Regions from separate parts of the Homo sapiens genome. Here region 2 is linked to region 1. Evidence: chromatin loops called from intact Hi-C (ENCODE). Cell type or tissue: heart right ventricle. All regions are shown on one strand. Links, peaks and the distances in the headings refer to the core of each region. The heading gives the core; the rest is flanking DNA.

Region 1 (2,910 bases), core at 194-2,693:
GCAAATAAAGAGGAAGTGGTGGGAGGTATGCCTGGGGCTCAGGGCTCCAGGCTGTGGAATGGATTTGGGGCCTGGCAGCAGAAGGGCAGCAGTTACAGCTGGCTGGATGGGTGAGCTTGCCTAGGGAGGGGGCAGAGTGAGCTGAGCAGAGGAGAGGGCGGCCTGCCAGCATTTACAGGCCACAGGGGAACGAGTGCCCACAAGGAAAACCACCAAGGAGCAATCAGAGGGGCAACCAGTCACAGGAGGAGGCTTCAAAGATATGACAACTGGCACATTCATGCATTTATTCAATCTAACTTCACTTGACCCCTTCTGTGTGCCAAGCTCTGGGTGATCAGAAATGAATGAGAAGCCTCTGGAGGTGACAGGTGTGTTGTGTGCCAGTGACGAGACCAGGCCACATGAAGGAGATTCTATTACGAAGTCCACATGCCCATGCATTGTGGGGGCACAGATGATGGGGGCTCACATTTTTTAAGCCTGATATATGCAAGGCCCTGGGGAAGGCTTCGTGGTGGTGGGGCAGGAGGCAGAGAATGGGGGCGAGGGCGTGGCGGCGAGACCCACATGGCTTGCACGGACAGCAGAGGCATCCCGGGAGGCTGGGCATTGGCGTGAGAGCGGAGAGAGTCAGCCAGAGGACAAGGAGCCGAGGACGGGGCAAAGATCGCACAGGGAGAGTGAGCTGAGCTCTGAAGGGCATGGAGGACCCGTGCGGGTTTTGAGGAGAGTACCTGCTGCTCAGGAATGTTCCACCAAGCAGACAGGAGTCAGAGGCGGCTGAATGCCAAGGCCCCTGGGATACTGGGGACAGAGCACCTCTTCCTGGCTCCTCAGCACTTAGCAGGTGCCAGAGCTCAGTAAGCGCCCACTCTGCGCCCTGCACAAGTGCGGGATCCACGCAGCCCACAGCATGCTGGGTAAGGCACTGAGTGGGGGGCGGTGGGGCATCTGGAAAGGCATCTTGCAGGGAGGCAAGAGCCAGGTATAGAGCGTGGGAGCAAAGAGGGGCTAGCACACGCTCCAGGGTCTGGGGAGACTTCTCTTGGGAGAATCCTTGGTTGCTGAGGATGGGAAGGATGGGTGAGGCAGAGGTGCCAATGCCCGGCCCGGTGGCCTGAGCCCAGATCCGCCCTCTGATGGGGAACCCCAGGCCCACAGGGACCTCCCTCTGCCTGACCCCAGACCTCCTCTTCCTGGTCCAAGCCTCACCTCACCTTCTCCTCGACTACATGTCATCAGCCTCATCCCCCAGCCTCGAAGCTCAGGATTGGCCGGAAACATGGGGGCTGGGGTCAAGAGAGGGCGAAGACTTCAGGATTCTCTTGGCCCCATGCATAGCAGCCCAAAACTCCCTCTAACACTCCCTGCTGTTCCCGCCTCGGAATCGCCCCTTGGGCAAAAGGCCTCTGGCGCCCCCTACTGGCAGTTCAGCTTCAAGACTCCCAAGCCCTCACGCTTCAACCCTGTCTGAAGTGAGGTCCAGCCTGAACACTTCTAGGGCCAATTCCAGGCTGCAGAGAGGTGGTGTGGGGCCTGGGCCAGGACGGAAGTCTTGTGATATTTCCTTGAACACCAGCAGCTTCCTAATTGGTCCCCTCCCTCCCTCCTTCAGCCACAGCTGGGAAAATCTCTTTAAAAGCATATTTGTAGGATACCACTCAGGAGTAACAAGTAATGAACTATTGATACCCAACAATGACTTGAATGGATCCTAAGGGCATTATGCAGAGTGCAAAAAGCCAGCCTTGCAAGGTTGCATACTGTATATTTCCATCCATTAACATTCTCAAAAGAAGCAAATTATAGAGATGGATAAAGACAAGGTTGCCAGGGATTAGGGAAGGAGCGGGAGGATGTCAGTGGAAAGGGAAGCATAAGAAGTTTCTTTTGAGATGATGGAACATTCTGTATCTTGGTTGCTGCAGTGCTGGCTATACATGAATCTATGCATGTGATAAAATGTCATGGAATTATACACAAAGACAAACAAAAATGAGTGCATGCAAAGAATGGTGAAATCAAGCAAGGTCTATAGTTAGTTACATCGCTTTCCTGGTTTTGATAAGGCACAATGGTTACGTAAGACGGCACCACCAGGGGAAGCCAGGTGCTGGCTGCACCAGGCCTGTCTGTACTATTTATGTAACTTCTTGTAAGTCAATAATTCTTTCAAAATAAAAAGTTTATAAAAACGGAAAAGCATCTCTGGCCATATTGTCCACCTGGTCATCACCTAGTGGCACCCACTGGGCCATAAAGGATGAAGTCCATTCTCCCAGCAGGGCACAGAGCCCTTCATGGGCTGGCCCTTTCTTCTGGAATGACATTTGCCATCTCTCTTAATATACCAAGCCCTGCTCTGAGACTGGCAACGAAACAAGAATATCCACTCTTGGAGGACACAGGGGGCTGTACCTCACTCACAGCTCCAGTTCTACCCGGCAGGGCCTCTCTTGTTGATACCAGTGGGTCCCCTCCTGTACTGGCCTGAGGAGACAGTCATCTGCTTCTGATGCTCTTGCCCAAGCCAGACAAAAGTACCTTTCCCTACAACACTGCTGGACTGAAGACTTGAAAAAGGACGGCTCCAGTGCTCTGAAAACCAAAGAGTCACTGGCTCAATGTGCTCTACTGTCCACCAGGCGATCTGGCTGCACCCCAGGGGCTCCTCTACAGCCCTTCCACGTCTTGTCCCACCGCAGAGGCTGTCTCACCCCAGGACCCAGGACTATCCTTGGGCCTGAGGAACAAAGACTATCAAGACTTTGCAAATGTTCCAGGTGCAAATGTTCCACCACCAGGTGCTGGGCCGTGCGTGTTGCACATGTCATTTTATAATGGTGAGAAGTTTCTGAGGTAGGCGTGAATTCCTAACTTTACAGATGAGCACACTGAAGTGAACCA
Region 2 (2,910 bases), core at 325-2,824, 110 kb before region 1:
GAAGCTGGGTTTTTGACTTATCTGACTGTCAAGAACCAAGATTTGGACTCCATCGGGTGCATTTTTTTTTCTTTTCTTTTCTTTTTTTTTTTTTTTTTTGAGACAGAGGTCTTGCTCTGTCGCCCAGGCTGGAGTACAGTGACGTGATCTCTATTCATTGCAACCTCTGCCTCCCGGGTTCAAGCAATTCTCCTGCCTCAGCCTCCCGAGTAGCTGGGACTACAAGTGTGCGCCACCAGGCCCAGATAATTTTTGTATTTTTTAGTAGAGACGGGGTTTCACCATGCTGGCCAGGCTGGTCTCAAACTCCTAACCTTGTGATTTGCCTGCGTTGGCCTCCCAAAGTGCTAGGATTACAGGCGTGAGCCACCATGCCCGGCCTCAACACTTTTCTTTCCCGGAGGACTAAAACATCCACATAGACAGAGCAGTGTTTATTCTGTTTGCAGCTGTCTCCCAGCATCTGGGAACTTAAGGAGGCTTCTGAGGAGGCTTCTGGGGAGTGGCCAAGGCCACTCCCACTGCCAAATGGCAGGTCCGGGATCATCCACTCCTTTCTGCAGGGACCAGCAACTTGGTGGGAGGAAATAGGCCTTGGATATAAACATCTTGGGCTTAGATCCTGGCTCCGCCTTTTAAAACAAGGCAGCAGACTTCCCATCCACATATTTCCACATGCAAACAGCAGGGACGGTGGTATCTGCTCCTGGGTAGAGCAAGGATTTGGAAGGATGGTAACTGACACCAGGCCTGGCAACCAGTGGGCACTCAGGAAGTGCTAGCTCCCCAATTCCTCCAGCTCACATCAGAGAAGCTGATACTTAGACTGACTTAGACCTTTTTTTTTTTTGAGACAGAGTCTCGCTGTGTCGCCCAGGCTGGAGTGCAGTGGCGCAATCTCAGCTAATTACAACCTCCGCCTCCTGGGTTCAAGCAATTCTCCTGCCTCAGCCTCCCCAGTAGCTGGGATTACAGGCACCTGCCACTATGCACAGCTAATTTTTCATATTTTTAGTAGAGGCAGGGTTTCACCATGTTGGTCAGGCTGGTCTTAAACTCCTGACCTCAGGTGATCCGCCTACCTTGGCCTCCCAAAGTGCTGGGATTACAGGCGTGAGCCACTGTGCCCGGCCTCTTAGACTTCTTTTTTTTTTTTTTTTTTTTTTTGAGACAGAGTCTCGCTCTGTCACCAGGCTGGAGTGCAGTGGTGTGATATCTCAGCTCACTGCAACCTCCGCCTCCTGGGTTCAAGCGATTCTTGTGCCTCAGCCTCCTGAGTAGCTGGGATTACAGGCACGTGCCACCACATCCAGCTAATTTTTGTATTTTTAGTAGAGACAGAGTTTCACCACGTTGGCCAGGCTGGTCTTGAACTCCTGGCCTCATGATCCGCCCACCTCAGCCTCCCAAAGTGCTGGGATTACAGGCGTGAGCCACTGCGCACGGCCTCTTAGGCTTCTTCTTCTTTTTTTTAATTTTATTTATTATTATACTTTAAGTTTTAGGGTACATGTGCACAATGTGCAGGTTTGTTACATATGTATACATGTGCCATGTTGGTGTGCTGCACCCATTAACTTGTCATTTAGCATTAGGTATATCTCCTAATGCTATTCCTCCCCCCTCCCCGCTTAGTAGACTTGTCCTCCTTCCTAGCTGCTGATGGTTCTCAAGTAAGCCTTGAGTAGCATCGCCAGGGGGCGCTGGCAGTAACAGAACCAGCTTGGAAGCGATCTTCACAGACTTGCTGACTTGGCAAACAGCCCTGACACTGTGGGGTTTTTGGACTTTTGCCTATCAGTGGAAAATGTCGCCCTTCTGGTTCCCTAATATCTGGTTTGGTTAATCACCTCCCATGAACTTTGACTCTGCCAGTGTTTCCAGCTCTAAAAAGCCTCTGAACCTGAGTTGGAACTAATTCAACAACAGGACTTGTTAGCAAATGTCTTCAGCCTAACCACCCCCAAACTGAGCTGAGGCACCCCGGGGCACTGCAGATAACTCAGAAGGGCGCCAAATGGATATCTGACATTTGAGGGAAACGGCCACCGCAGTATCTGCAGGACACCGCGTGAACTACTCGCTCGAGACAGTTCAGCTTCAAAGTACGATCACGCACGTGACATTCCCTTTGATAATGTATCTCTATGAAGCTATGTTTTTGCAGGTCACTGTGATTAAAAGTACTTCAAGGAGAAAATGTGGGATATGAAGGTGGTGGTGTCCTATCTGATTTCAAGGGTTGAGATGTGCAACAAGGCATACATCCCGTTAATAATCTGGCGGTTTGGAAATGGAAGGACCCTTTTTCTTTCAACTTATGTCACGCTTTTCAAATGGCTACTAAGTTGTTAGGATAAAGACTTATTATTCGACCTCACTGCTTCATAAACAGAACTGTTGGGTATTTGTTTTGGCCTGGGTTGCCCTGAAACAATGACTGAGATATTAACAGGGCTGTGATCCAAAAGAGTTGGGGAAACTTGGCTTTAACTTTGCAGAAATCTGTAAGTCCTCTTAGAGTGTCCCGTCCATGCTAAAAATATTTCCAACCACCCAGACCAAAGAGGTGGGAGGAGATACTTCAAAATACAAGGTGCTTTAGAAGTCGGTGCCAGAGGAGAAAGCAGCCCAGCCTTCCAGGCCAAGCTGGCTGCCCGTCTGGCCACCCCTCCTCTCTGAACTTCCGTGTTCCTCATCCGTAAAATGAGGGGGCTGGACTGCGATGAGGATATTCATGAGAACTAAGATCTAATGCCCACTTATCATTTCCCAGGCACCGGTAAAGCCCTTTCTAAGCATTAGTTATTCAGATCTTACAATAGCCTGTAAGCTGGTGGGATCATTATCCCCATTTTATAGATGAAGAAGCTGAAGCCTGGGCAAGTAATTTGCCCAAGGTCACTGGGT

The links. Peaks named below come from ENCODE experiments on the same cell type or tissue, not always from the same donor. Only the 100,000 strongest peaks of a DNase experiment are listed, where the experiment ranks them.
Region 2: a loop joins it to region 1, with 10 times the contacts of the local background. A loop is called at or near these places in 108 of 110 quality-filtered maps.

Annotation. Positions count from the first base shown.
Region 1 is chr17:45,384,292-45,387,201 of GRCh38, forward strand. No RefSeq gene overlaps it. Among named protein-coding and RNA genes, the nearest start is that of ARHGAP27, 47 kb to the right of the region's middle. RefSeq lists an enhancer at 588-1,555. In heart right ventricle, for the core only: a CTCF peak has its summit at 1,431 (motif pointing left); a DNase peak (open chromatin) is centred at 1,420; H3K27ac peaks cover 1,107 bases.
Region 2 is chr17:45,275,680-45,278,589 of GRCh38, forward strand. The region is part of intron 6 of MAP3K14 (mitogen-activated protein kinase kinase kinase 14); the gene reads right to left. Among named protein-coding and RNA genes, the nearest start is that of SPATA32, 15 kb to the left of the region's middle. In heart right ventricle, for the core only: a CTCF peak has its summit at 1,698 (motif pointing right); a DNase peak (open chromatin) is centred at 1,722; H3K27ac peaks cover 2,414 bases.